Regions from separate parts of the Homo sapiens genome. Here region 2 is linked to region 1. Evidence: chromatin loops called from intact Hi-C (ENCODE). Cell type or tissue: PC-9. All regions are shown on one strand. Each heading gives the region's core, and the rest is flanking DNA. Links, peaks and the distances in the headings are about the cores only. Region 1 has its middle 120 kb from the start of VEPH1. Region 2 has its middle 280 kb from the start of VEPH1.

The links. Hi-C counts contacts between places; a loop is a spot of excess contacts. Peaks named below come from ENCODE experiments on the same cell type or tissue, not always from the same donor. Only the 100,000 strongest peaks of a DNase experiment are listed, where the experiment ranks them.
Region 2: it touches region 1 in a loop (5-fold over the local background); 3 of 110 quality-filtered maps call a loop at or near these places.

What each region holds. Positions count from the first base shown.
Region 1 is chr3:157,611,560-157,627,623 of GRCh38, reverse strand. No RefSeq gene overlaps it. Among named protein-coding and RNA genes, the nearest start is that of VEPH1, 120 kb to the right of the region's middle. RefSeq lists an enhancer at 716-885. In PC-9, for the core only: CTCF peaks have their summits at 9,106 and 9,311 (motif pointing left); a DNase peak (open chromatin) is centred at 9,383.
Region 2 is chr3:157,778,463-157,794,526 of GRCh38, reverse strand. No RefSeq gene overlaps it. Among named protein-coding and RNA genes, the nearest start is that of VEPH1, 280 kb to the right of the region's middle. In PC-9, for the core only: no CTCF peak of the experiment used is centred there; DNase peaks (open chromatin) are centred at 5,136, 8,096 and 9,286; H3K4me3 peaks cover 1,544 bases; H3K27ac peaks cover 1,687 bases.

The sequences.
Region 1 (16,064 bases), core at 5,052-13,051:
ACTAAATTGTACACCTAAAATGGTTAAAATGGCAAATTTTATGTCATATATATTTTACCATAATTTTAAAAAAGAATATATTATACCAAAAACCATTGAATTGTACACTTTAAATAGGTGAACTGTAGAGCATATAAATTCTGCCTCAACAAAAGCTTTTTAAAAGATCTGAAGGAAATATGACAAAATACAAATATTTATTAATTCTTGGAAATGGGTAAAGATGTTTAATTATTTTCTGTACTTGTCTAATAGTTCAAAAACAATTTTCTAAATCAAAGAAACAAGACAAGAATCAAGGGGGTGGGAGAATGATATAATAAAGAGAATATAAACACTTAAGAAGAGAGAAATAAAACAGACAACATTACCACCTCATCACACTTGGAAATACCTGTGCATCTGGAAGCAAACCATCTGTCTGCCCACTATTTACTGCAAAATGGTGAAAGAAGGAAATATTGACCAAAAAAAGAATTTGTTGTTCTTCTATTTTTCATTTGCACTATACAGGTACTAAGAGGCTAGTGTTTGTTTACCTGGAGATGCTTATCTCTACTAGTGGGAGAGGACAGTCAGAAGCACCTGGGGCATGTTGGAACGTTCCCAAGTTCACTCATCCCATTCCAGGGTTCCACACTGCTCTGAAATCACTCTTCCTGGGAACTCATATTGCCACTCCCACCTTTGCTCCACAGCGTATATCCCTGATCTAGAGCAATGGTTCAGTGACACTCTGCTCACAATGCCAACGACTAGTCCACAGCTGCTGAAGAAGAGGCCAGGATATGCCTTCCTGCCCTCTTGGCTAGAACTGTGGGGTGAGTAGGGGAAACATGATGCTCTAGGCCAAGCTGTCTGAAAGGAGACACTGTGTGGTCAAATGTGTGTTTGGTAGATATTCTACAGTGCACACAAGGATGAGTTGAGATTGGAAAATAAAAGATTCAAAATTCGATACCGCCATTGTTCTGGTAAGGTCCCCGTGAAGCCCTTTGTGTGGAGCATGAGATTCTTCAAGCAAGTGCCACTCTATTCCAAGACTTTCTTTTTCGGTAGCCTGCCTGTCTCCTAAAGTGACTGATGCTTATGACCTGAAAGATACAGCTTATTGATACAACCTGACTATAATACACCAGTTTTAAGCTAGCAGCCAATGTCATATTTGAGAAGTTAACATATGAGTGGCTTTTTCTATAAGTTTTTAAATGATTGGGGATTTATTTGGATGGAGCATCCTGGTTCCTGCTGAGCCTCACTGTTGGGCAAGAAAGGACCTGGTTGTCTTGGAGTTCACAGAGCTTTCAGGAGGGCTCCATCCTTATTGCCCTTCTACACCTTCAGCATGACTTGTCCCCTGCCCAGGTGGAGAGGAACCAGAGCCCTGAGAGCTCTTCTGGACCAGATCCTCCTCTTCCTTCTCCACCAGCACCGAAGTCTACTCGTGTTTTACTTACAACCTGGTCTGACTTCCCTGTACTATAGTCCACTCATTTGGAAGAAAAACAACTACCTCTAGCAATGATTCCTGGAACTAGAAAATTATTCCTTATTTGTCAAAATCAAATATTCTGAATTTATTCAAATGCAGAAAAGTTAATAACACCAAAAGATCCACATTCAATTTATTATTTCATGGATAGATGCTTCCAAATAAACTAATATTATGCATAGGTTACAGAAGCCTTAATTGAATTTTAATTTTTTATATGGGCTTTAGGAAACAAAAATTAAATCTTTTGGGGAAAGCAATATAAACTGAAAAGCAAAACAGCTGATGTCTAAAAGTAAGAGTAATTTTCCCTGGATCTACTATTTGTCCTAGGAACTCAGTAGGAATTAGGGTTAGTGACAGCAGCAAACATCTTTATAGGTCTCATCAAAGATGGAAAATTAATCTAGTTGGTATGTTTCAGATATCTGACCACTTCATGCATAATTTCACATCAGTTTGCTGTCATAAGGGACACTCTGTGATATGCCAGGAGCTGGCTTCAGTCCATAGGGTATTCCTTACTAATAGTACTAAAAACAGGTCGGTGTGCTGCAGGGTGGTCTCTCCATCCTACAGACATGAGGCCATAATGTTTGTTTCCATAGAATTTAGACTAAAGAGAGAAGGGATCAAACTTGCAACATCATGTGCACAGTGATCTGGAAAGTGTTGGCAAAAGCATATAGACCCTGGCACCAGGCTGGAGTTTGAATCCAGGACCCATTGCCAACTAACTAGATTATGTTGGGCAAGTTTCTTGTATGTGAAATAGAGGTAATATCATAGCACCCTTGTGTGTTAGTTTGCTAGGGCTGATGTAACAATAAGTACCACAAACTGGGTGACTTAAACAACAGAAATTTATTCTTTCACAGTTCAGGAGGCCAGAAGTCCAAAATCAAGATGTGGGCAGGGTTGGTTCCTTCTGAAGGCTCTGAGGGAGAATCTGTTCCATGCCTCTCTCCTAGCTCCTGATGGTTGCAGGCAATCTTTGGCATCCCTTGGCTTGTGTGTGTACTACTCCAATCACCTCTGTCATCACATGACCTTCTTCCCCGTGTACCTCTATGTCCAATCTCCTTTGCCTTTCTCTTATAAGGACACCAGTCATTGAATTCAGGGCTCATTCTGATTCACTATGGTGTCATCTTAACTCAATTAAATCTGCAAAAATCTTATTTCCAAATAAGGTCACATTTGGGTTAGGACTTAAACATATCTTTGGGGGCAGGGACACAATTTGACCCACTACACCATGCCATGGCTTTGTAAATAGTATTTTATTTGACAGTTTAGAGAAGCATTTAGCACAGTGCCTGGGCTCATCGTAGGTATTCACAAAATGCTACTTTCCTTCCTCTGAGAACATGATACTTTTAAAAAGTGCTTCTTTGACCTGTTCGGTAGTCAGCATAACTATCAGATTGTGTTTCTCAATTATAGACAAAAAACTATTATTTCATTGAAATCTGTGGATTTCCTAAGTATTTTTTCATCTTATTTAGGAATGTAACAGAAAACTACAATAAAATTTAAAGAAATGTCTGAAACTCAGCTATTCCTTCTAGTGGAAGTGAAGCTGCCTTTAAAAACAAATGTGCTACATAGCCGGGCACGGTGGATCACACCTGTAACCCCAGCACTTTGGGAGGCTGAAGCAGGCAGATCACAAGGTCAGGAGATCGAGATCATCCCGGCTAACACGGTGAAATGCTGTCTGTACTAAAAATACAAAAAATTAGCCGGGTGTAGTGGTGCGCAACTGTAGTCCCAGCTACTTGGGAGGCTGAAGCAGGAGAATCTCTTGAACCCTGGAGGCAGAGGTTGCAGTGAGCCAAGATCATGGCACTGCACTCCAGCCTGGGCAACAGAGCAAGACTCTGTCTCAAAAAAAAAAAAAAGTGCTACAAATGTTCCTCACAATCACTGTCATGTAAGCAAATCTGGCCTTTCATGCCTGTCTGCTTATTGGTAAATACTGAATGGCAGCTGGTCAATGAGACCAATGGTGCTTTAATAATAGCCACAAAAGCCTATTTAGGATAAACAATAGAAAAAGCATGTTTTAAAATGCTTATAACTGGTTAAGAAATACAGCAGAAGTATAAAAATTTAATAATTTCACTTGATATTGAGAAATATAAGCACTATTTCTTAAAATTTCAATTGCATTAATTCAAAACCTTATGCAGAATAAGAAAAGAGCAATATGCCAGATTCTTTGGCTAAATCCTTCATTGTCACAGTCTTAAATTATTGCAAAGACCTGAAGATTTCAGAATAATGATGATACAGAGCAGTAACTTTCTATCACTGCACAAAATGTACAGAGCTATAAATCTTATTATAATATAACATAGAGTTTTAGAGATGCTTAAAATCCTTTTAAATACCAAGTCAGCTAGTTGGTAAAATGTAGCATCCGCAATTTGCTGATAGACAAACTAAGGTGAATGACCTCACTATAATCATGGCAGAGGAAAGGGTGGATTTGCTTAGCTAATTACACTTCAACTGATCTGGTCTACAACCTCCTCTGTAATTTTTATTTTTTAATGAAAAATACAAAAGTTTGCAAACATCTTGTCTGCCTTATAAGTGTTTCCCCCAGGACTATTTAAAGATCAAAAAAGAAAATTTCAAACATGCAATCTGGCAAAAAAAAAAAAAAAAAGCAAGGAAATAAATAGCCAAAAAAGTGCTCTGTCTACAGTAGGCAAACCACTAGCTAAGGCTTTCTTCTTCCATAGTCTTCAACTCTTTCCTTCCTTCATCAATTCAATTATTCCAGGGATACCTTAATATTATGGTCCTAGGAGAGTCCACCTGCCTTCTCCTTTTTGATACCTTGTTTGCAGGCTCATGAGCTACCTCATTTTAACACAACCGTTTATAATGCTTCCAAAATCCCCTGTCCCTTGCTTTCCGATCATCACTCCTGTGCCTTAGCTGTCCAGCACCAGGTATATACATAATTAATATTCATCAATGCTGACAATTCCTGGCTCTCCCTGCTTGTCCCTTACTCTTGCTGGGAATACCACTTTAGGATACAGCTCATCCAGGGGAAATTTATTCTGCCTCTCTCCTTGCCTTGCTCTTGATACAAACCAGCTAAAAGCAATTTAGGACAGTGGTGAGTTTACCAAGAATTCTAACAGAATTGTTTCCTGAAAGCCGGCCTGTTGAAAAATCTTGGAGGCTAAGGAAATGTGCCCAACACAAGAAGTTTTGTTTGTGTCACTGTTTACCCTGACGCCCCCATCGCTATCTTTAATGATTAAATCTAGTGGCAGAAAGGAAGTTCTGCAGAAAAAAGTCTGTGTGGGCTTTTTCAAAGGACAAGTCTAGTGAACCTGCCTGGTACACATTCTTCTGGGATTTCAGTTCATAAGAATAATATCAACAATCACAAAACAAGTGCAGAAACGACAAAACTCACCACCACACACACACAAAAGTGAGGCAAGCAGAGGCATCATCTGCCTTTGTGAGTCCAGGAAAAAAGTTTCTTTTAAAGTAAAAATCACAAGCACCAATGCAGCTTTGGGGACAGGGGCCTACAGAGAGAGGGAGGTCCAATGCCAGATGTTTGATAGCCTGTGGGAGGGAGTGGGCTCAGTCAGCTGCACCAGCCATGAGTGGAGCTGCTCTTCCTTGAATGTATGGCCTGGAATACTTCCAGCGGATACATCCCTTCAGTAATGGTAAACTCAAACTTGAGCTGGGGGAACAAGGTTAGGACAAAGCGAACCCCAAGATGTCAGAAAATCAGTGAGGATTAAGAGCATGTCAGCTGATGTTGAAGTCAAACTTTAGACCAGAGGAGTTGGTGTGAAGGAGTCAGTTTTATGAGGATAACAGGGAGACACTAGGGCTTGATGGCTCTGGGACCCTGGGGATGGAGCGGAACTCCATAACTCCCTGTGTGAGAGTGCCCTCTTGCTCTATCCTCCTCTATCTCAAGCTCTGTTGGCTGATTTGAAAGGGAACGAGGTAATATCTGAAAGCGCAGCAGGGGTGGGAATGAGAATGATGCTCGGAGAACACCGTCCAGGCTTCTGCCCCCTCACTGTAAAGTGACGAGGGTGGGCACAACATTTTCATATTGTTGCCCGATGAGGATGGTAATGGAGACAGACAAGGCTTAGAAACTGAGGATTTCTCTCTCTCTCTCTCGCTCTCTCTCTCTCTATATATATACACACACACACATATATATACATACATGCATATGTGTATACATACATATATGTGTGTGTATATATACACGTGTATATATACATACACACACACACACACACACGTGAGTGTGTTACAGTGTGGTCTCTCCACCCGACAGACATGAGGCCATAATGTTTGTTCCCATAGAACTTAGACTAAAGAGAGAAGGGATCAAATTTGCAACATCATGTGCACAGTGATCTGGAAAGTGTTGGCAAAAGCATATAGACCCTGGCACCAGGCTGGAGTTTGAATCCAGGACCCATTGCCAACTAACTAGATTATGTTGGGCAAGTTTCTTGTACGTGAAATAGAGGTAATATCGTAGCACCCTTGTGTGTTAGTTTGCTAGGGCTGACGTAACAATAAGTACCACAAACTGGTTGACTTAAACAACAGAAATTTATTCTTTCACAGTTCAGGAGGCCAGAAGTCCAAAATCAAGATGTAGGCAGGGTTGGTTCCTTCTGAAGGCTCTGAGGGAGAATCTGTTCCATGGCTCTCTCAACAGAGGAGACAATGGAGTCTGCCTCTGTTGCCCAGGTTGGATCGCAGTGGCATGATCTCGGCTCACTGCAACCTCTGCTTCCCAGGTTCAAACAATTCTCCTGCCTCAGCCTCCTGAGTAGCTGAAACTACAGGCATGTGCCACCATGCCTGGCTGTTTTTTTTGTATTTTTAGTAGAGATGGAGTTTCACTATATTGGCCAGGCTGGTCACTATATTATGTATATATTTTTTTGAGATGGAGTCTCACTTGGTCATCAAGGCTGGAGTACAGCGGCGTGATCTCAATTCACTGCAGCCTCGGCCTCCTGGGTTCAAGTGATTCTCCTGCCTCAGCCACCTGAGTAGCTAGGATTACAGGTGTGAGTCACTGTGCCCGGTCTGTCTTAGTATATTTCTTTACAAAAAACCCTCCCCACCATGAATCCAACAGCCCAGTGGATGAAATTTTGCTTATGTGTATTTCACACCCAAATTCTTTACATGTGAAGAATATGCTGTTCATCCATTGTCATAGACCATCTGTGCTGAGTTTTGCTACAGGTGGAGTGAGGAACCCTGATAAGCCATTTATAGTCTCAATCCCAGTTCTTCTTGATTTCAGGGCCTTCATTTAAAAAAAAAAAAAAGGCCAGTTTGCATAAATGCTTGTGAAATAGATTGAAGCAAATGGGTTAAATATTTACATCAAAACTACTAGTTAACATATTCCAGCTAACTAAACTTACTGACCATGTAGGTTTATAACTGTATATAGGTTTATAACATTTTCTAACACCAAACAGCTAATATCTGTTTTGAATTAATATAGTATACTAATGTTTAGCTCTCCTTTTACCAAGGTTAATTGTTAATTATTCCAAGGCAATTATTTATGTGCTTGAAAGCGGGTTTGCTGAGCCTGGGTCCTCAGTGTTGTGTTTTAGGATTTGTAAGAGGCAAATACGCTTGCATAAAGGCAAATTAATTATTTAGAGACGAAAGCCTTCATGAATGCAGTGGGCCATTACAAGAATTAGACTTCTCAAAAGGAGGCTAGTAGCAGCACTCCTCCTCTCCAAATAATCAGAATTATATGTCTGGCCTGAAAATATGCACAAGAATGCATATACACCCACAAATACTTGTGTGGGCTTGCTGCTTCCCTCTCTGCCCCATCCCTTTTTATTATTTTAGCCAAAAGACTCAGAAACAGATCACTTACAGAATTTTAGAGCAAATAATCCACTTGGTCATTCCACCAGGCTCCAAAAGATAGACCTTTGAACAACGACAGCTGGAAAATCCTGAGGCATCGGACACACTAATAGAGGATTCTCCTCCTGTTTTCAGGAGTCTTTGAAAACCGAAAGGCATAGTCCACAGCACAACATGTGACAAGACATTTATTTTCATCTATTTGCTGTAAGCCGTTGAAAACTAGAAATATCAAATTAGATCAAATGTTTTAAAATAGGTTAAAATCGATCCTTTCCTTGCATTTTGGGTTCTGCCCAAATAGTCCTCAGATTGGAGCCTCTGCAGCATGAATATATATTTCATCATAAGAGCAAAAGCAAAGCCCCTAATGGTGATAATTACTGTCACCAAAATAGAAGGCTAATTGTCAGAGGAGTTCTTTCCTCTCCATGCGATGAAGGGCTAGGCAGGAATGCCTGGCGTCTTTGGGCAGAGACATTTTTTCCTTTCAGTTTTTTCAGGACGTTTAAAAATTATTTCATCTATAGACACAGAGTAATCGGATAAAAATCCAGTGAGAATTTTGTCAGACAAAGGCTTTATTAGGTGTTTTGTTTTGTTTGGTCCCCGCCAACCCTCTTTGAGGAATAGAAAATGTGGAAACCACAAGGCACACAGCCCTTGCGACTTTGGCCTGGACTGCTGGTGTTTATTCTTTTATTTTTAGGACTCTCATCCAAGGGTAAGCAGCACCTTTCTTAAAGAAACTCCAGACCCTTGACTGCCTTTCTCTTATCATTAATCCTCACAACTTCCCGGAGAAGCTGGGAAGAGACAGCGCTCTGCATCCTCCTTTATAGATGGAGAAGCTGAGGTTTGGGAAGGTTAAATGACTTGCCCAAGGTTATTTAGCAAATTAGGAGAGTCCACTTGGGAATGGAGCTTTGGGTTCTTAGGTTCTGGGGCTGCAGCCAGGAAACCCCAGCCACAAAGAATCTCTTTTGTGCTTGATTTTGTTCACGTGCCTATTTATATAGAAAGAAAATAAGTAAATGTTTCAGTTCTTCTGCCCTCTCCCTTTATGCCACACCAATACACACACACGCACACACATGCGCGCATATGCACACACACACACATATGCATGCACACATGCACATACACACCATTAGCCATGGGGGAAAGAGATAGCCCTAAATTAGAACTTCCAAATAAACTCACTGATTTGCTGCAATGATCTCAATGTATTCTATTGTTTTAGACCCTATTGCATGAAGGTGTCACTCCTACATCCTGTCCTCACTCTGAGAACTGGGCTCATATATCTCATTATAGCCATATTTAAAGAGTTGGTAAAAGAACAACCACTCCATTGATATGGAATTTCTTTAAAAAAAAACTTTAAAGAGGATTTACTGCTGTTATCATAGCGGAGAATAAAGATGGTGTGTAATTCATGGAGAAGAAAAAAATTTCCTACAAATCAAGGTGCTCTTGCAGGCTGCACTGGATTCGCATTCAGGAATGAGACTTGATGATGTGAAGCCCTTGTGCTCAGGAGTGAGTAGTGTCAAGGCAGGGGGAAGAAAGAGACCACATCTTAAGGAACACATTTTTCTACTCAGTTACAGGGCTGGGAATACAATAATGACATGCTCAAAGTTTTAAAGGTGAACTCACACAGAAACACCGACTGTGGGGAGAAGTGACCTGTCCTGAGGAAAGAGGGAGAGGAATATCAAAGTCTGGTAGAAAAGAAAAGAATACCATCTTCAGGGCAAGTAGTACCTTCTCGCTTGTGTAGATGCAGGTTTGTAAGTACAATAGATCCTTTGGTAAAATGTTTGCACCGAAGAGGCTGAGTTATTTTATTTTTGAATTGCAAGTTCTCCATCTAGTGGTCAGTTTCTAGAACAACAAGTTCATGGTGTTACTGATGTCATCCTTTGGATGCAAATTACTTAGTTCGCCTTTTTTTTTTTTTTTTTTTAATGACTAATGCCTGCATCAATCATAGCAAGCTATTGAGCATATAACTTCCGGCAGGCACAGTTGGCAGTGGTTTTCAAGAACTAAAAGTATTTGTATATTGGCAATTTAAATCACAGCATTTTCCATTGCTGAGAACAACTTCCCTGACTTATTATTTAAAATTTAATTACCTTGACATTGTTTCTGAGGTGAAAAAATAGTCCATAAGAAAATTTATGAAAATGTATGCTTAAATTCAACATGTATTCTTCAACAGGAGAAAATGAAAGGGAGTCAGGCGTTCATTGGGTATTTGGTCACTAAACAAAATGTCTATGAACTGTTTTTAAGTTTAATATTCTTGATGGAGCTTGCTGGGCAAGGAAAGATAAGGAGTCTGCTGACCTCTAAAGAAACAAGGGGATCTGATGTGGCTACATTGTCCACTGCAGTGGTCTCCAAGTGTGAGAATTATACTACTGATTGTATTGGAGAAAAATTCTTCTCACTGATGACATTAGATAGCATTGGAATCAGGTCCAGAATCAGTTTCAGTTTTGTCCTCTTAGGTCTTTAACATCCCTGAAACCTGCCAATCATCCTTTCTAATAAAAGAGAACGGATTTCCAGCATGTTTTCTTTGCCCAGGCAACAATATACAGTTAAAATTTCATTTACTATTTTGCATTGTCTTTAGTTAATAACTTCCTATTAATGGCAAGTGATACCGCCTTTTCATAAAGTCATGATATAAAATTTCCCTTTAAGATAAATTTATTGAAATAAAAATATGAGTCAATTTGAAGAAAAAACATTGAATTGTATAGAAAGCATATGGACACGGGAACATCTCACGGATGCAGGCCAATAGCAACATGAGCTGAAAAAGATTCTACTCTGGGAACTCAGGGTCTGTTCACTGCTCTGGATCTGCCACTCACCCTCTGTAATTACCTGCGTGTGTTACTTAAATCTCTTTCGACCTCCATTTTCCTCATCCATGGAGTGTGGCTTCTTAAAGCAACTTTTAAAGTGGAATTATTCTTTGCCTGAATTCAGAAGATGGGCATGGAGATAAGGAAGCAAATAGAACATCCTAAAGCAATCTTCGCCAAAGAATGAGTGGGACACATGGAAGACCCAAGGACACACAGAGGTGGTGAATTATGTCCAGCCTCCGACCTGTACTTACCTACAAGCCCCAAATTATAGTCATGGTCTCCAAAATTCTAGCTCATGCATACTAAAGACCCATTAAATCAAAGAAGTATCAAAATATATCATTTCTTATTATGGGATATCAGAAACAGAGTAGAATCCTGCTTCTTAAAGCCGTGCAAAGGACAACCCAGTGGGCATACAATGTGGCTTTGGCCCCCCTGAAGGCAGGCTTCTCCTGAAGCAGAAGAAACACTTGCTGGGGAAAGCTGGGCCTGAGGGGGCCCAGGGGCTGAGGCCTTCATAGCAGAGAAGCACCACATATGCATAGAGCAGTGTCCACGTGGGTTCACATGGACTGCGGGAGCCTGAGATGAAACTCCACCTTCTTCTTCACTGAGCCCCAGCCTGGGCCTCATGCCCATGGTCTGTGTATGCTGTCTCATCCAGCCCTGACACCAACCCTGAAATACAGGTATGTTACCCAGTGTTAACACAGGTGCAAACTGAGGCTCAGAACGAGTGAGTTCCTTGCCAGAGGGCACTTGACTTATAAGTGGCAACACCAAGCTTGAGCCTGGGTCTCTGTGATCTTGGAAATGCAGATTCCACTGCCAGCTGGGACAGGAAGCCTGGGCTCCACATGGGAAGCCATGACCCCCTGTACCCCCCACCATAGACAAAAGCACTGGGGCACAGAGAGATTGGCTTTTCCCCTCTCTGGGGTATGATTGGTGAAGTTAATCAGCCCTGAGTCTCTAGTGTTCATTCTGTGACACAGCACACACACACACACACACACACACGCATGCACGCATGCACATATACACCAAAGTTACCAGTTCCAAACCTTTTGTTTTATTCCTCTTAACCCTCCCCTACCCATTCACTCCCATAAGAACTATGGCCAATCCTGTCCAGGCTTGAAGAACTGGAGCCATTCAGTGATACGCTGCCCTGGGTCACAGATGGCCACATGGAGTGACTGCCCCCATCCCAAAGAAGAAGAAAGGATTCCCCCCGCCTTCCTCCCTGTCTCCATCAGGAACCTACATGATGCTTCCTTCTCCTGTGGCAGACGACTCTCCTCTGTCCACCCTAGAATTGATCTATGAAATATAAAACTAAGTCACCAAATGAGAGAATAGCCAATTGCCAGAAAACACAATAAGCAGCTGAATTCTTGTGCTCTTCTGAAATGACCCCAATATACTCAGTAGGTACCATGTGTCAGGCACTGCAGTAGGCAGGGGGTGGGAAAGAAGAGGCCTAGGGCCCCACTCATGCTCCCTTAGAAGGAAAGATGCAAAGTGGTATGACTTACTACAATCCATGGTGGAGTGAAGCGTCATGTCACCTCTTTGTGCATTGGTTGTTTCTTTTCCATTGTCAAATGGAGATAATAACACCACCTATGTTGTAGGGTTGTTTTGAGGAAAAGACCCATACACTTAACATGTGGCCTGGTACATAATAATACATGCTATGCACCAACATCCTTCTCCTCATCATCACCATTGAGATAATGACCGTGTTAGACTTTGGGTGACATTAGGGGTAAGCTTTGATGGCTGGAATTGGGCAGATAGAGAGGTTTGTAGCAAGAGCAGTGTGGTGCTCTGGGTGAGGGAATTATTCTGAAATAAAGTCAATGGGTGGAAAAGCTGAAAGAGAGAGGTTGAGTTTAGGGAACTCTTAGAAATGTGGCTTGGCAGGAAAGCAGGCCTGTGAAGGGAGCGGTGAGCCAGTGTGATGAAGGACCTGCAACTCTGAGGTGAGGAGTTTGAATGGATAAGCAGTGGAGACCCACCAAAGACATCTATTGATTAGGGTAAGATAAGGAGATAGGTATTTCCTCTGAGTAAAGTAAACATAGACAGGGAAAAATCAAGGCAAGGGAGACCAGTCAGGTAGCAGTAAATCATCCAAACGACTGAAAGGTAAGCACTTTGACCTGGTGTATCCTGACCAGGGTGACTCAGAAATCCAGACACCGTTACTCCCTGTTCTTTCTCCTCTGAAGTGTGGCTTCTATTCAAACAGAGCAATGGGAATCACCATTGTCAGAAGCTGAACTCACATGCCCATTGCCCAATGCCCCATACAGGAGAAATTTAATGAAAACCCAAGTCCATTTCCTCTAAGATTGTGACTTCTAGTCTTTCCTGGAGCTTAAAAGGAAGGCTGAGACAAAGTTCGGATGAAAGTTTGCAGAGCACCACTGACCTCAGCTCCTGGTCTGAGGACAGCCTGTCTCAGAGACTCCCTTGCCTCTTCTTTCTGGGATTGTGATTGGTGGGTGCAGCCTGAGACGTGGTTGGCTGAAGAAGTCTCTTCGTGAGGGAATTAAGCTACTGTGGCTTCATAGGAGGCCAGTTCCAGAGCCGTCTCACCTCCCATTTACCTTCATCCTCTCCTGTGGAACTGGTGTTTTCCTTAGGCCCAAAAGGAGACAAGAGCTGTGAGAGAGGGAGGTGAGGTTTTTTTTGTTTTTTGTTGTTGTTTGTTTGTTTGTTTGTTTGTTTTGAGATGGAGTTTCGCTGTCGTCACCCAGCCTGGAGTGCAATGGCACGATCTCGGCTCAATGCAACCTCCACTTCCTAGGTTCAAGAGATTCTCCTGCCTCAGCCTCTCAAGTAGCTGGGATTACAAGCACCTGCCACCATGGCCAGCTAATTTTTGTATTTTTAGTAGAGACGGGGTTTCGCCATGTTTGCCAGGATGGTCTCGATCTCCTGACCTCAGATGATCCATCTGCCGAGTTTGGCCTCCTAAAGTGGTGGGATTACAGGCAGGAGTCTTTTGAGAGGATCCATCACAATGGTTGGGCAGAAGCTCAATGATTCTAACTTGGCTCATGAATGGCGTGGGGGTAGGAAACACAGCCAAAATATTGGCTATGATTTGAATGTGTCCCCTCCAAAATTCAAGTGTTGCAGTGTGATAATATAAAGATATGAGGCCTTAAGTGATTGGGGCATGAGGGCTTCTCCTGGTGAATGGGATCAAGGCCCTTATAAAAGTGCCTCTGCACGCAGGCTCATTTGCTTGGTCTTCTGCTAGCCCCCTTCCAAAGGATACAGCCTCCACCAGACACCAAACCTGATGGTGCCTTGATCTTGGACCCTCCAACCTCCAGAACTGTGGGAAGTAAATTTCTGTCTGTTATAAATTACCTGGTCTGCGATACTCATAGCACACAAAACAGGCTAAGACATCATCCATATTCACATCTGTGTATTGGTTAATTTTTACTTGGGAAACAGTTTTAGTTCCTTCTGCTAATATAGAATGTAGGGATTCTAGGCCTAAAATGTGACAGTCAGTGTTTACCTCCTCACCCCCACCCTGGTTTTTGTTCAATACAATCAAATAAGAAACCTGCAGCACCTCGTGGTATGGCAGTGGCCACTGGATGGAGCTGGGAATGAAGTGCTGGGCTCCCAGGCTCTGCTGACCCCTGCGGTGCCACTGGGTGAGCCATCTCACCTCCCTCCTTTTCCTTTCCTCGTCTGCGCAATGATGGGGTCCTCTTGCCATCTAAAACTCTTTTCCAGTCTTAGAAAAGGCGAGGGCCAGGCATAGTCATGTCCATTTTAGTTTTATTCCCAAACTGTTTTCCTCACTGATTAACTAGAACAGATTTGGGACTGTGGGAAAGAAAAATATGAATGGTGAGGATGGGGTGCCACCGTGCCAGGAGCTGTCCTCAGCACAAGTGAGTCTGGATGGCGCAGGTTTCCTGGCAACTGGGTGGCACAGGTCAGCTCCCAGAGGGTAGCTATTGGTCCGATGCCTTTTCTCTCTGCTTGATGCTAAACTACAGAGAAAATAAGCCCCATGACTCTTTGGAAATTTATTTTCAAGGACAATGATCATCATGAACATCTTTATCAAATAAAGAAACCGTTTAAAAAAATCTCTGTCTTGTTACACTTACATGACTATGTGGAGTTTTTTCAGGGACTGACAACAGGTTTCTGTCGCCCCTTAACTGGCCCCTTCTAAGATGTTGGGACCAGGGCTCAGTCTTAGAATCTGTAGGGAATGTTGGAGTAGACAGTCCCTGAGGCACACTTTCTCAGAACATGGTATGTGTCTAAACATACATTCAGATATAGCCCACCCTCCACGGAAGCAAGAACACTGCTGGGCAGCCAGCTAGGCCCACTCACTAGCAAAGAACTCATTTCTGCCTTTCTGCAAGGGTGATTCAAATTCACCCTTCCACAAGATAGTCACGGGCCTTCCACAGCCCACATTGTTTGCCAAAGATCTGTGGTCCTGCCTGACCCCACAGGTGAAGCAGTGGGGAGAATGTCCTGCAGTTCTTCCCATCTGACTTTGCAGCAGGCCTTTAGCTTCCTGGCCTGTGCTGTACTGGAAGTGGGATCTACCCTCTGAGCCCTCAACAGGCCTAAGTAATAGCTGGGGAGATAGAGACTCCTGCCCTGTTGGCTGATTCTTCTGTCCCTCGGGGTGCATTGTTGCTCTTTGTAGCACCAGAGGGGAAGGAGCGTATTCTTGGCCTGACACTGGCAGAAGAGAAGCCATGTCAGTCTGCCCAAGAACAGCTGGGCCCCAAACAAAGCTGGAGGCTCCTGTTATGCATGCTCCTTTGGGGCTGCTGATCTGCTTTTTAAAATAAACCTGTTTTCCAAGTATCAGATCTGAGATGATGCCAAGATTAAAAGAGCTTCCTTTCATTTTCCTTTTTCCCTCTGGGATGCCATTATGGAATAAGAAGCTGTCACCAGCCTTACCTGGATTACTCTCTAGAAGGAAAGACATCTGGTGGTATTTTTTTCCTTCAGGATAAATATTTTACCTAACTTATCAAAGCCAAATTTCTGGCCCCTTCATCCCATGACTTTAAGCCAGTGTCTGTCCTTTGTGCAAATCTGATTTTGGATTTAAAGTTCCGCAAGGCTTCTTTTGTGGTGGGTTCATGAGTTTTCAGAAGAGAGTGAGAGAGAGGAATAGGGGCTATTTGCTTCATATCGCCCCAGAAGGAAGCTTTGTCTCTACTCTCTTGAGAATCCTCCCTGTTGTTTTTAATATTTGGGGTCCTAATCAGATGCTCCAGTACTTTCCTTTTATTGTTCGTCCCCCTGCCATCCTTTATTGAGGCTGCCATTGCATTAGATAATTACATTCACCCTCCCTGAGCTCCCCCTTCGCAGACCTTCTTGGAAGGCTGAGCTCATGACTCATGCTTCTCTGATATAAAGTGACTCTCTGAATTCATCAATACCTGACACAGGGCTGCCCCTGTCCCCATTAGGCACTGCATCATTGACTGGTTGGTTAATTTCAGAATTTAGTTTAGGGTCATAAGAATGGTTGCAAAATTTTTTTGACATCAAGGCTCCTTGAGCTCATCAGTTTATCCAGGATTCAGGAACAACTCTCAGTATGAAGTACAGCGAGTCATTGGAAATTTCCAGGTGAATAACACTAGAGTGGGGATGAACCATAAAAATGGCTGCTGCTTCTCCTAACCAACATGCCCACATCTTCACAGAGTCGG
Region 2 (16,064 bases), core at 4,852-12,851, 170 kb before region 1:
TGACTATCATCAAGGCCTAGAGAAGGATACCAGCCACAGGGCAAATTGCAGAGGGAAAATTCTTTCCTGAAGTACAGAGGTTCTCATAGCTATTAGTTTTAACCCTGCTAAGTCAATTATTTATTGTGAATGTAGAAATGGAATTATAGCAAATGCAGATGTGTATATGAATTCCAATATTGACCTGCTTTACTCAATGCAGAGTCATGAAAAGGGACAATTGCCTATCAAATCCTCATACTACAATAGAACTTTCAATATGTACCCAGAAGGGCAGCCCTCCCAATACTCTATATTGCCTTTTAAAGCAATAGGAGGCTTCTTAAGTCTCTCACAGATTTAATAAAACCTCCATCAAATTTCTGTTGCTGTAGCCCCAAACAATCAAGTCTCAAGGACTTGCGAGGCCTCACCTGGATTTGCGCGGCCCTGGAGCCAGACGGAGTTTTTATTAAACCTGATCTCACACTGTTGGAGATGTCGGTGGAGTTGAGCGAATGAGCAACTGGAGCCGCTCCATGGTGGGACAGATCCAATTGGCAATCCTCTGCGCAGGCATCCCCCAGCACTGCTTGCCTGTTGTATGTTGCAGTGTTTACATAGCGTTTTCACAGAAGGATTCATTTAGGATTAACTTAATTGAATAAACACAAAGCTGCATAATTTATGGACCAAAATAGTTTTTCCTGGTTGGGTTGCTGACTAGCATTTCCTTTCTCCCTAATGGAATATTGTAAAGCCCCCATATTGTTATAATCAGAATTTCATCTTTGAGTTGATTCTGTTCTTTTGCATAATATGATTTTATTATAAGCCAGATGTATAAATAATTGCTCATAAACAGAGCTTTTCCTTCAAGCAAAGTAATGGAAATATATGTATGTATATATACACACAGATGTGTGTATATATATATATATATACACAAATATGGCTTATGTTTAATTTTTTATTTTTCTAATAGAATAAATCCAGTAGCAAAATCTTTTCATTATGTGGATTATACTGAATTCTTGTTAATGTTTCCCCCAAAAAAGATAATTTAGGAAAATAAATACAGTGGCTGAGATTTTGCTAATGAGATAGGATAGAGTAAATGCTGGGAAGATGTAGTGATTGCTTTGGGGCCCCAGAAAATTAGCCATCATGGTACTTCCCTATTTAAGAATCCATAATAATTCCCTGTTGTCTGTTAAATCAAGTTTGGACTGCTTTACTTGTATTTCAAGTGCTTTCATAATCTGGCTTCACCCTACCTGTCCAGCCTGATTAACCCTGCTCATTACTACATGCCTTCCATTAGGGATTGGTGAGCAGTGATAATCACTCCCCATGGGCACCACATATGGCCTCATACCTCATTTGCTGAAAATGCATGATGGTCTTTGCACCTGCTCTTCCCTCTACTTTGAATGCTCGCTCAACTTTTTGTGCCTGCCAGTTGAAATGTTAGCTATTTTTAAAGGTGCTGCATAAAATCCATCATCTCAGGATGAGAAGGAAACTGACTACTCAGTCCTACAGTGAACTTCCACTTCTGTGGTAGGTTGAAAAATGGCACCCCAAAGATATGCCTAATCCTCATCTCTAGAACCTGTGAATATTACTTTATTTGAAAAAAAAAAAAAAACATCTTTGCAGATACAATTAAGGATTTTGAGATAAGGAGATTTTCCTGGCTGATCTGGGTGGGCCCTAAATGCCATCACAAGCATCCTTATAAGAGAAATGAGAGGGACATTTGACACACAGAAGAGGAGGAGGCAAGTGACCGTGGAGGCAGAGATTGGAATGATGTCGTCACAAACCAAGGAAGGCCTACAGCCACCAGAAGCTGGAGGAGGCAAAGATGCAATTCTCCCCTGGATTCTTAGTAAGGAGTGTGGCCCTGATTTTGGATTTCTGGCCTCCAGAACTGGGAGAGAATAAGTTTCTGTTTCTTTAAGCTGCCAAATTTGTGGTAATTTGTTACCATAGAAAATAAATACACCTTGTTTGGAGAGTACTGAACGTTTACTCTGGTACAGGTAAGAATCTAATAGTTCCCTGATGCTTCATATGTAGCTGCTCTCTTCCCAAATAGATTATAAATTCTTGGTAGGCTCTTAGAGGTAACTGGCACAGATATGGTCATAGAATATCACTGAATTCTTTTATAAGTATTGGTTATTTTTAACATACTGGAAGAGACAAGATGCTGGTTGCCTCGCAGTGTTCTGTTGGCAATTGATACTCTTGCTTCAGGTAAATAGTCACCTCTAGAATGTGATTGTGGATCTAAATAAACTGTTTTCTCTTAAACTGTCTGTTGCAAAAGTATAATAGATGTAAGTATTTGATATGTCTTTGTTATCTAGTCCAGTCTCCTCACCTACAAATCCCCTGTGTGGTAATTTTTTGGTTCCCAGGGTTGCTGACACACCTGCAGTCCATTTTCATCTGTTACAGAATGTCAGCATTGTGGCTGGCTCTCACTCAAATTTCTCCTCTTTCCAGAGGAAAGGGTCTAAAGGGTTTATGAGGTTGGCAGTGCTATACCTCGGCTTAGCATTCTGGGCTTATGCAACTACAATGGGGTTAGCAAAATTAGCAGGCACAAGAAACATACAAGGCCAGACCTCATGAGGCCAGCCTGCATTTCCCCTGATGTCCAGGGCTCTCTAGAGCAGAACTCACAGTGTCTCAACATTGGAGCATGGAACATAGCTGCATAGCGAATGAAGCTCAATGTCCTGACCTGATAGTCTTCTGACAATCCTTTAAAATAACTCATTTATAAGGAAGCTAAATTTTCAAGAATGAGTTCCTTCAAATTAAATATTTTGGAATCCATTTTAGTTTGGCTGTTCACAGTAACTTTTATTTGGTCACAAATGTAACTCATGGTAGAAAGTGTAGGCTGGTTATGCCTGGTTCCAACCTTGAGAAATTTAGAACCTCTTCTGAGGTGTATCAATATTTAGAAATTTGAATTTCAGAGGAAAATTTCACCTAAATATTCATCTACAGGAGATCTGAACTAGGCTCTTGGTTCACCGCAAGACTAGTCTCTGGAGACAGAGATGAAAACATTTGATCAAATTAATTTATAACTGCATTTTCAGGCTGTTAAATAGTAACCTGTTGGTTATTCTAAGGGGAAACTTCAATAATAATTCTAATCAAGGGGCTACGGGTATCAAAGTAACTACTGCCTTCCTGCCTGTCTCTATGAGGACAGTTTAAATACTGTAAAAAATAATCAAGACCCCTTTCTCTACTCTTTAATAATATTGTCCCCAAGTGGTACTATTGGTAAGCCTGAGGGCAAATCTCAGGGTATTCTTAGCATGGTTTCCCAGAGAGGGATTCTGTAAGCCAAATCCCCTTGATAATGAGACAAATAGTTTTCCCTGATTTACTGCTAGCCAAAATGTGTGCATTTAAATCTAGGTAACCATACTCATTGTAGCCTTTTTGTTAATTTCTCTTAGGTTGAAGAAAGCCCTTACTAAAGGGAGTTCTTTAGCTGCAAAACTATTTAGATCCTTTTCTGAGTGGTGGCTCACCTGGCTTAACTCTTCAGATACAGTTAAAGTAGAATGGACACAAAGAAAAGTCAATCTAATTTACAAAAAGCAATAACCTGTGATAACCAAATTCATCCAATTGGCTTTTGAGTGTCTCCTCAAAGTTCTAAATTAACTTTCTTTTCAACAAGCTGCAGGTCCGAGTCTCTCCATCTGTTACTCCATAGGATGAGCAGGTAGGCTATAGGCTTACTAATTTTATCACTAACCAGGACCATATTCAGTATAACTAAATTGAAAAAGTTTAAAAATAATTTTAGACACTTTGTAGGGTTTATTGGTTTATCAATGGCTTTTGGATCATATACAGGAACTGTCAGTTAGGCATGTCATCTGATCTTGATCTAGCCTTTTAAAGTTTCTTTTAGCGTTTGTCTACATACCACATCAAAAATCACAGTGGGGAAAGCGAATTCCATTTGTAAGTGGCATGAAAAAGGGCTTCCTCCATATATATACGCATTTCTAATGATTTTCTGTGGTTCAAAGATGAACTGGATGCTCCCTACCAAATGCAAACATACTTCACATTCTGTTGATCCCAGAATGTCACCTAGACTTAATATTGCCTTTGGATTCATGGATGACTTTCTACAGGAGGCAATGCTTTAAGGGTGGCTTTGTCAGGCAGATAAAATGTCAGTGAGCTCTCGGCAGAAGGAACAGCACATTTATATGTAGTTTGGAGACAGCTTGACACCTTGGGGCACTTTAAGTGGTGCCTCAGAGCCAATTGTAGTTCCAAACTATAGTCCTAAACTCAGCCTGGGAAGCTCTCAGCCTGCAGCTTTTGAGTGAAAGTGTGTCAGTCGCTTGCTTTTCAATTCAGAGAATTGCTTTGGTCTCTGCTGTTCCTTTTATGTCCTAAAACTGCCTTCACTTCCATGTGGGTTCCCTGAATTTGGTTCCTTTGCCTTCAGACAAGCACCTTTCTCCTGGCTGGTCTTGGAAACAACAGCTAGCGTGGATGTCTGCCAGGATTTTTATCCAGCCTTTCCCCAAAACAGTCTCAGCTTTCACTGGATTCCTTTCTGGGGGCAGCCTGCAGGGAAGTGACACCAGCTTCTGTCCCAGGCTCCTGGCCCAGATCTTGTCCTTTTTGTATGACTAGGATGGGGATCACTGGTACCCAGGATGCAAAACCAGAGTGGTAAGAAAGGGCCAGATTGCTGAGGCCCTTGCATGGTACATTAAGGTATTTGGAGTCTATCCATAGCTTTGGTGAGCCACTGGGTGAATTTAAGTAGTGGAGTGAGATGATCAATATCCATTTTAGAAAGATGACCTTGGCGGTCTGGAGGAAAGTGAACGAAGTGGGGAATAACAGGAAGCTATGCCAATACTCAAGTTAGAATTGAGGAACAAAGGTAATATCAAAGAGGTTAAAACAAGGAAAGAGATTCAAAATATTTTAAAAGGTAATGTTGATGAGAATTGTTGACTTGGATTTAAAAGTAAGGGAATGGGAAAGAGAGAGAGGTTAAGAAAACTTGCAGGGTGGTGGTGCCATATTACTTGTAATCAGGATCATAGGAGGATGATCAGGTTTAAGGAGAAGTTAATGGGATAACAATGGACTTAGTCATAATATATCTTGAGTGTGAGTCTTCTATGAGGAATCCAGGTAGAACAGCCCAGTACACAGTTGAGACTATGAGGAGAGACGGTTAAAGGTAAAGGCCTATGAGTTGTCATTGGCACCCTAAGTTGTGGTAGAATATTATTCAGCTCTTGATAATTATAATTACTTAAAATGATAATTACTAAGTAGAATGTGAAAACATAAAAAGAACAGGGTAAAAATTGTATCTATTTTGTGACTTCAACTATATAAAAATTGTGTTTATAAACAGATAAAAGTAGGAAAGGGAAATAGAAAAATTAAACAGCAGATTTGTTAAGATGGTGGGTTCTTTTAAAATTTTTCATATTCTGCCTCTTTTAAAAAAGAATTTGCAGTGTCATAAGACTCCATTAATTTTCTAAAAAAGTCACTTCTGTGGTTATAATATTTTTCATGTAATACATTTAAATTGCAAGGGCTGCTGGGTATGGGTGTGAAAATATTAATATGAGATATCATATGAGAAAGTACTTTGTAAACTTCCATGTGAATGATTATTACAATATGAACATGATCCTTTTTCGCCTGTCTAAAGAAGTGATATTTTCATAGTTAGCTTCTAGTATTTTGTGTTCTAGATGTTTGCGTTAGTATACAGATTCTCTACATCATTCTGAAGATCATAGCCATGGAATTTCCTGAAAATTTATAATATGAGCAAAACACAAGTAAAAAAAAAAGGCTTTGATGAAATTTGCTTGGATTATCAGACTCATTTATCGAGAACCTCTATATGCTAGGGGCTATGCTGATGACTTAGGAAAAGAACAAAACATACTCCCTATCTTCAGGAATCTTAGAATTTGGTGTAAGAAATGAAAAGTAAATAAGCAATTATTCAGTGTGATGAATGAGATCAAGGGAGCTTACCAGAATTTTAAGGGAACACATCAAATAAGGCACCAGAGGCTTTCCAGAGAAGATGGTGTCTATGATGAGTGTTGAATAACATGGAGAAGTTGAGTTAAGGACTTGGGGAAAGTACCTTCCAGGAAGGGGAAGGCATCATATGCAAACTCTCAGAAGTAAGAAAGTGTGACACATTCGGGCAACTCGTAGAAGCTTTTACTTTGGCTATTCATAGAGCTGGTATAGAGGGCAAGTGATGCTGAAGATAGAGGGCAAGTCCAGATGGTCTTATTTGCTATGCTCAGAATATTGGACTTGGTCGTGTAAGAAGTGGGGAGTCGTTGGAAGACTAGCAAAGGGAGCAACATAATTAGAAAAGTTATTCTGGATGTAGTGTGTTGAATGATTGGGATGGACCTGGAGGGAAGCCCAAGACCCCTGTAGCTGTTGCTATGATGCAGAAAGAGAATCGTGAGCCTGAATCGGGTAAGCAGGACTGAAGAGTAGAAAATGGAGGTGGGAGCTATTCATGAAGAGGAATCAGCAACACTTGGTGTTGGAGTGTAGAAAGTGAGGGAAAGAGAAGAGTCAAGGATGATCCCTGGGTTTCTGGCTTGGAGAATGAGATCTTTCTCTCCCCTAAGAAGGGGAAAACAGGAGGAGCAGGTTTGGGTTGGTAAGCTCAATTTTGGTACATTGAGTTGGAGGATTCTGTGGGATAGCAGTGTGATGAAAAAAAATCTAATGGGTGGTGGTGTATATCAATCTAGACTTTGGATGAGAGATTTTACTAAGATTTCTCAGGTGAGGGAGCTAAAATCTGAAGTAGACATTAAAGAAGTTAGTACTGTGTGTCTGGCACATATAGGATGCAGATGCAAGTGAATATATCACTGAATAAATTAATGGAGTTGTGGATTCTTTGGAATTGGAGGAAGCTTCAAGGACCATCTAGTCTAATAGATTACACAGTAACTTAAGTTGGATTCAGAAACCTAGGCTTTATGAATTTAGATCCAGTTGTCTTTCTGCTCTATACTGCTGCTGGGGTGGACATAGAAGAGAGAACTGAATGAAGAAAAGCATGAAAGAGGAAACTGGCTTGGTGAGAGCAAGAAGCAGGAGTTTGCTACCAAGTAGTGGTAAATGAGGTGACCATCCCTGACTCTCACCCAACACCAACACACCAGACCAACTTCTGAGGTCCTATAATGGTAGGCAGGGGAGAGGCCTCTTGAATGGCATTCCTAAAAGGCAGTCAAATTTTCACGGCTTGTCCACCTTCTGGAGGCCCAGATTTCTCCCCCTTTGTTTAGGTGAGGGGTCACTTTGCCTCTATGTGAGAGTTATGAAGGGCTGCTTTGTTCTGGGAGAAATTTTGTCACCTGTACAAGTCAAAAGCCATGATTTCCATGGCTCTGTGAACTCAGGCAAAACCATGGATTTTCATAAAGAAAGATTCAATTGTGTAATAGCTTTCTCACTGCCGTGATGTTTCAGGACAACCTGACTGTAATGTCATTTCCATGCTTCTAAATTGTTTTTTATCACAGATGAAATGAAATGAAGCTGTTAATGACAAGCTGAATGGGAAATGCATCTGGCAGCCCTGTGAGGGATGAATCAGCTGCCCTCTCCTCGTGAGAGCAACACCTTGCTTTTATTTTGCCCAGCTCTTCAAAGTGAAATGGCAAATAGCATTAGCAGATCAGGCCGGGAGGACTGAAGGCAACTTTGTGGTGTACGTAATTTGGTGCTTCTTTGCTGCTGGATGTATTTGTGTTAAGTGCCCCCATCTATTCAAATATCAGAGGAGGAATTTTTGAATTTGGGTAGTACTGACTCTCTTAGGTTGGTAGGGAGTTTGCAGGGTAGATTGTGTGATAAAGAAAATTAACCATTTCTTGAGGCTGGCCTCCTTGAGGCTGGCCTCCTTGAGGCCTGGGTAAAAGGTTATAAGGACAGATCTCATTAGGCTGAAAGGTGTTTTATATTATCAAAGCAGGGCTTTCTCAAGGCAGTTTGTCCTTTTGCCTGGGGGAAGATGAGTTTTCTAAATGACTCAACTACTTTTTGGCATACTTTTGCATTTGGTTCATTTCCAGGTACCAGAAAGAATGTAAATATGGAATGAATCAACTTTTTCCACATTTTTCTCTAGCAGTTCTTTTATGAAGAACAGATTTTCCATAGAGGAAATTTAAAAATACATAAAACTGAGAAACGATGGTGTTGTTGAGAGCGGCCTCATTTTCCATGTCACTTTGTAACTGGCAATGCACACTGTATTCAAATGGCATTAATATAAAGTATAGAGTTTGTTTCAATTAGCTTCATTTCTCCTCAAGATGAGAAATTATCATAAATCCCTGAAATAACAGTTGACTCAGAGATGCTTGTGTCATTGCACTGGGATTTTTTTACAGCTTTTCTTAAAAAAGCTACACTTAGTTATAAAAATGATTAAACTCTCATTTAATGCATTTGATATGGGCCTTTTGCCTAAATTAGGAATGAGGAGAGGAGGGCAATACTGTAACTCAAAGACAGAAAAATTATACTTTTGCAGTAAATTTGGGTAGAATATTTTTCCCATTTTAGAGCATTTTTCTACATGGAACCCAAGAATTTTCATTAGCATTCAGTTCAGATTTTTTTGTTGGATGCCACTCTTTTGAATGATTTGAAAATATTTTTCTGGTGCATCTGTAAACATCTGAAAATTCGATATTTGGTAAAAGACAATTGATATGGACAGCTCAAAAAGCCAGAACTTTATGCAAAACAGTATCTGGATTGCCATCTAAATGAAAACCGCATGTCAAACAGATGCCATAAATATGAATTCAGACAAATGCCCATTGATAGTTTTTCTGTGGTGCATCTTAGATGGTTCAGTGAGTTACAGATCTTGTGAAGTGCAGCCTGTTTGGTATGCTGAAGGCAAGTTAAAGTTCCCTTCCTTTCTATTGTGACACTACAAGTCTAACCTTTATTGTCAGGGTCTCAGCTGAATTTTCTAACAGCACATGAGTGGGAATTCATGGAAATAGCATGTGTTTCACCAGTTTCCTTTATTTCTCCCTCAGGACAAGCAGCTGTCAGGTCAGCCCCCCATTGCAGAGCTTGAAGCCATCAAGAGCAGGGATATATTTGCCTTGTTCTGAGGGCAGGCTTTCTGCTGACTCCGGAGATCACATAAATACCTTCAGGCCAGTGTGTCTGAGTCATCAGTGAGTGACCTCCTTGACAGGCTGAAACCACAAAATGGGACTTATGGAGCCGGCGAAGCAGGCTGCCCAGCTCCAGGTTCAGCTGAAGCAATCAACAGAAGGGGAGATTCGTTCATGTTCACACTCCCATTTTTCTACATGGTAGGAAACTAATTCCAGAGAGTAATAGTAGTGTAACAATGCATACACATAACTTTCATAACCCCGTTACCTCCAGTGCTTTACAATGAAATCCAGAGTCCGTGATAGAACATGTTCCTTAAGTTCTTTATAGTTACAACTAGACATAGTTTTAGAAAGGAAGCTTGACTTTTTAAAATATGAGTTTAACATCTTTTCGTTAGCAGACCTCACTTGGGTGAGGTAAGGAAGGCTAGTTTTGCTATTAACCTAGCTTGCTTCCCTAGGTCATGGGACGTGAGCTTCCTAGGATGAGAAGGGAGGAAGATGCCAGTCTTTGTTTTCAAGTGGTTGCCATTGTTGTGTGGAGTTGAGAGCTCATTTACTTTGTGTCCTTAAAAAGTGTATTTCTCTGTTTTTTCTCAGTAATAATTTCTAACACTAACTTATTGCTAGACTACTCACCTAGATCATTGTATTCACTTCTTGAAATAACCCTGTAATTAATATTATTGGCCTGAGGGTGAAACCAAAGCTGATGGGATAAATAACTTGCCGGAAGTCATGCTAATAAGGGGTAACTGACCAATTTGAATCTGCCTATCTGCCCACAGAGCTTATATTCTTCTTCATTTACCGAGGCTTGAAAAATGTGTGAACCAGCCAAGGGATGTACTAATTTTGTCTTCACACTGCAGGTCTGATGGGAATGTGGAACAACTGCATTTATTAAGTACACTTAGTACATTGTTTTTAAGTTTTTGATTTTTTTTCATTTATTCAACAAACATGTAGTAAAAACTTTCTACTAGGTGCTGGGGATATAGCTATGAACAAAACGAGTAAAGAAAAAACCTTCTATGTAGAAGTCAGAATGAGGCAGAGTGAGAACTCAACCTGCTTTTGCTAAAGGGAAGGAAGAGGCTATGACTCAAAGAATACAGACATCATGTAGAAGCTGGGCAAGGCGCTAGGAGATGGATTCTTCTCTAGAGACTCCATAAAAGGAACGCAGCCCTGCTAACATTTTGATTCTAGCCCAGTAAGATCCATGTCAAACTTTTAACCTATAGAAGTGTAAGATAAAAAATTTGAATTGTTTTATGCCACCAAATTTGTGGTAATTTGTTAAAGCAGCAATAGTAAACTCATGCAGATGGCACTGAAAGATTTTCCTCAGAGTCTGGGCATCATCAGATTTGCTGTCTTCATGAGATTCTTGCACTAGCAGTGTAGAGCCTGGATCACTGGGGCCAAGGCTAAAGGCAGAGAGATGAACTAGGAGGTACTGTAAAGACAAAACAACAGAGAGTCAGAGTCCACCATAAGGCAGTGGATTTGAGTTTGTTTGCTTGTTTGGCAAAGCATTTGTAGAATAAATGTTGTAAAGCTGAAGAGAAGGAGCCAGAGATGAGCACGTTTTAAAAATTGAGGATAAGGGGCTGGGCGCGGTGGCTCACGCCTGTAATCCCAGCACTTTGGGAGGCCGAGGCGGGCGGATCACAAGGTCGGCAGATCGAGACCATCCTGGCTAACACGGTGAAACCCCGTCTCTACTAAAAATACAAAAAATTAACGCCGGGCGTGGTGGCGGGCGCCTGTAGTCCCAGCTACTCTGGAGGCTGAGGCAGAAGAATGGCGTGAACCTGGGAGGCGGAGCTTGCAGTGAGCCGAGATCGCGCCACTGCACTCCAGCCTGTGCACTCTAGCCTGGGCGACAGAGCGAGACTCCGTCTCAAAAAAATAATAATAATAAAAATAAATAAATAAAAAAATTGAGGATAAGGAGAGACACTTGTTGTTGTAGGTGTCTGAGTGCGTAGGAAAAGAAGAGACAGGTGTCAGCCTGTGGGATAGGCAGGATGTGTTGCGAGGGAGAGTGTCACTATTTCTGGTGGAATTTTGGAGCAATGCTAGTGATGCTGCTTATGATGGAGATGGTGGAGTGATAGTGATGGTAGGAATGGGAGTATTTGGGCATGGATAGAAGGAAATGGAGGCACCCAGGTATGAGGGCTTCTCTATTTCTTTGTGGAGAAGAAGGGGAGTGCATCAACTGAAAGCCAGGAAGGTAGAGGTTCACAATAGCCCCTGTGCAGAGTGGAGGGGGTGGGGCAGGCTTAGTGGTGTTAAGCCTTGCCCTTTTTGGCATCACTTTTTGAGGTTGTATTATATATATATATATAATATATATATAATATATATATTTAATATATTATATATTATATATATTAAATTATATATATAATAAATTATATATTATATATATTATATATGATATATATTATACATATCATATATAATATATATATTATATAATATATATTATATATATATATATATCTTCCCTGACCAATGCTCAGCAACCTAGGAGTAGGAACAGAGATGGGCATGTTGAGGAGTAAGGATTTGGAAGAGAGAAGCGAGTGAGGTATTCTACCCCTCCCTTTAGTGAGGAAGTGATTTTTACATGGAATGGAAGGAAAAACCATTTCGTTTTGTTTGAGACTGATTTCATGAATTCCCAAGAAGTATATCTACATCTATCCTATGATTCTCTACAAAACCTTCTTCGTTCAGTTCACAACCAGATCTTTCCTTCAAATCAGGGTCATTATCTTCTGTTAAGGCAAATATATCAAGAAGAAAGGCCAGCCAGCCATGCCTATCTTTGTAGGAATGAGTCAGCTCCTTTCCTGGGAAAAAGTGTCACTGGGGAAAAAATGAGTGGGAGGACCACATTGAGTTAATTTGGAGGAAGGGCCCCATCTTGGGAATAGAAGGTTTAATTGCTGGAGCTCTGAAGGTAAATGGCTTCTCGGCCACCTATATTTACCTTCCAGGTTCCCAAAGGGAATGCTGGGGCCTGGCTAGGGGGTTAGGGAATGGCAGGACCTTACTTCCCATAGGCAACCTAGGGATTTTGTGCTCTGTCAAGGTTTGCCTTGCTTACACATTGAAGTATGTTTGCATGTGGTCCTGTGGAAGGCAAATGTGAGAGACTATGGGAGAGGACAGGGAAGATACATATTCCCTTTGGGACTGTGAGAAGTCCCTGTCACTGTCTGTCAACAGAGAGAAGCTATGTAGTGCGATCTTACGTAACTTAAAATGGGAGAGATGAGAAGGCATAGCATTCAATCCAGAAGTCCCTTGAGGGCTGGTAACTCTCTTTGGGAGGGATACCCTAAAAAGAATGCACAGCTTGTTAGGGTTAGAGTTCTGTTTAATATCAAAGGAAACCTTTCTCATCTTTAAGAAACATGTATAAAGAGAGTCTGTAATCCCCGGTGCCTCAGATTTATGCTTTCCAAATGTGGACACCTATTTTACCATGAGCTCGATATCTTTTTAATGGACTACAAATATTTGAAATGTGTAAACACCAGGAAGGATGAGTATTTTAAGTGTGTAGGGTTGGAGCTGGATTAGGAGAACTTGGATAGCGGAGGGAAGCATGAGACAAGACGTCCCAGCAGTCTAAACTGCTGGATAGGAGCATATTCTTAGACCAGGGAAAGTGGAAATATTCTTTCATTTGAACTTGCAGAAGTCACTCATCCAAAAGCATCTTTCTTTTTTGGGGGTGTGCTGTCTTTGAATTTTATCCTTTTCCTGGTGCTAGAGGGACTGTGTTCTTCCTTCTGTACACACCAGCCTTTCAGAAGAGGTGGGGGTCAAGTGTATCTTGGACATCTCCCCACTCTCCCCACCACAATGATACTAATATACATCTTCTCTTCTTTGTCTTCAACCCAAACTTTCTCTTAGGGGAATTAATAGCTTCAAAGCCAAATACCGACATGATTAGAAAAGATTGTTCATTCTAAATAGAGTGGTATGTTTCCAGTCAAAATAATCTCTGGAGTCTTCTTTGTGGTTTTCCTTACTGCACTTCCTTAATCAGACACACCTCCACTGGAGATCCTCCATTTTCTCAGGTGTGGAATGGGAAGAGAATATACTGTATAATATTTTGGTGAAGATTAAATGAGATATTAACACAGGTGAATCACTTGCACATAGAGAGCCAGCAATACTAATTCACTTCAGTTGACAATGAATTATATCCTGGTTTTCCTAATGTTTATTGATGTTTTCATGCATTTATGTACTCTTTAAATTATTTAGAACTTGAATGTTGTAGTTCCATGGGTCTCAGCTGTGGGTGTTTTGTTTTGGTCATAAAGTACCCATTGGTAAGTGGCAGGATGGCACAGTGGTGAGAACATGATCCCTGGAACGAGACTGACTGGGTTTCAATTGAGGCTTCACCTCCATTTAACTGCATCATCCTGGAGAGACTCTTTACTTCTTTGTGCCTCAATTTCTTTATTACAAAGGAAGGGGGGAATGATAATTATATAACCTGCCTCATTGGGTTGTTCTGAGGATTAAATGAATTAATATGCACAAAGCATGTAGTGCTTGGTGCCAGTAAGGGCTATTAACAGTGATTGTTGCTACCATATTTTTTAGTGCCCATAAGACATTTAGAATAGTGTCCAGTACATGTTACCTGTTTCTTCTTCTTAAAATTTCAATAGTTTTTGGAGGCACAGGTGGTTTTTGGTTACATGGATAAGTTCTTTAGTGGTGAGTTCTGAGATTTCAGTGCACCTGTCACCTGAGCAGTGTACACTGTACCCAGTATGTAGTCTTTTATACCTCAACCCCCTCCCAAACTTACCCCCAGGGTCCTCAAAGTCCATTATATCATTCTTATGCCTTTGCATGCTCATAGCTTAGCTCCCACTTGTAAGTGAGAACATATGATATTTGGTTTTCCATTCCTGAGTTACTTCACGTAGAATAACACCTCCAGCTCTATCTGAGTTGCTGCAAAAGACATTCTTTCATTCCTTTTTATAGCTGAGTAGTATTCCATGGTGTATATATACCACATTTTAAATCCACACATTGGTTGATGGACACTTAGGTCGGTTCCATATCTTTTTCTTCCATGTGTCTTTTCCACATAATGACTTCTTTTCCTTGGATAGATACCCAGTAGTGGGATTGCTGTACAAAATGGTAGTTCTACTTTTAGTTCTCTAAGGAATATCCATACTGTTTTCCATAATGGTTGTACTAATCTACATTCCCACCAGCAATGTAAAAGTGTTCCCTTTTCACCACATCCATCTGTCATTTTTTGACTTTTGAATTGTGGCCATTCTTGCAGGAGTAAGGTGATATCTCATTGAGGTTTTAATTTCCATTTCCCTGATGATTAGTGATGTTGCACATTTTTTCATATGTTTGTTGGTTGTTTGGGTATCTTCTTTTGAGAAATGTCTATTCATCTCCTTTGCCCATGTTTTGATGGAACTATTTGTTTTTTTCTTGCTGATTTGTTTGAGTTCCTTGTAGATTCTGGGTACTAGACCTTTGTCAGATGCACAGTTTGCAAATATTTTCTCCCATTCTGTGGGCTGTCTGTTTCCTCTGCTGATTATTTCTTTTGCTGTGCAGACGGCTTTTACTTTAATTAGGTCCCATCTATTTATTTTTGGTTTTGTTACATTTGCTTTTGGGGTCTTAGCTATGAATTCTTTGCCTAAGCCAATGTCCAGAATAATTTTTTCTGATGTTATCTTCCAGGATTTGTATGGTTTCAGGTCCTAGGTTTAAGTCATTGATCCATCTTGAGTTGCTTTTTGTATAAGGTGAGAGATTGGGATCCAGTTTCATTCTTCTACATGTGGCTGGTTTTCTTAGTACCATTTATTGAATAGTATGTCCTTTCCCCAATTTGTGTTTTTGTGTGCTTTGTTCAAAGATCAGTTGGTTCTAACTATTTGGCTTTATTTCTGAATCCTCTATTCTGTTCCATTGATCTACATGCCTATTTTTATACCAGTACCATTCTGTTTTGGTAACTATAACCTTGTAGTATAGTTTGAAGTCAGATAGTATAACACCTCCAGATTTGTTCTTTTTGCTTGGTATTGCTTTGGCTATTTGGGCTCTTTGTTGGTTCCATATGAATTTTAGGGTTGTTTTTTCTAGTTCTGTGAGGAATTATGATGGTATTTTGATGGGAATTGCATTGAATCTGTAGATTGCTTTTGGCAGTATTTATAATATTGATTCTACTCATCCATGAGCATGGGTTGCGTTTCCATTTGTTTGTGTCCTCTATGATTTCTTTCAGCAGTGTTTTGTAGTTTTCCTCGTAGAGGTCTTTCACCTCCTTGGTTAAGTATATCCTAAGAATTTTATTTTATTTTATTTTTACAACTGTTGTAAAGGGGATTGAGTTCTTGATTTGATTCTCAGCTTTGTCATTTGGGTGTATAGCAGCGCTACTGATTTGTATACATTGATTTGTATTCTGAGACTTAGCTGAATTCATTCATCAGATCTAGGAGCTTTTTGGATGAGTCTTTAAAGTTTTCTAGGTATATGATTATATTATTGGTGAAGAGCGAAAGTTTCACTTCTTCTTTTCCAATTTGGATGCCTTTTCTTTTTCTTTGTCTTATTACTCTGGCTAAGACTTTCCTTGTTAGCTGTTTCTACAAAACATGGTTAAAGATCTTTGATCCATGAATCTAAATTCCAACTTCTTGAGAATAATTCTAGACGTAGAATGATTTCTAGTACCAGAACTGGGAATTATTAGCAGTAGGTAAGGTAGCAACAAAAGTCTGCAGAAGGCAGTGG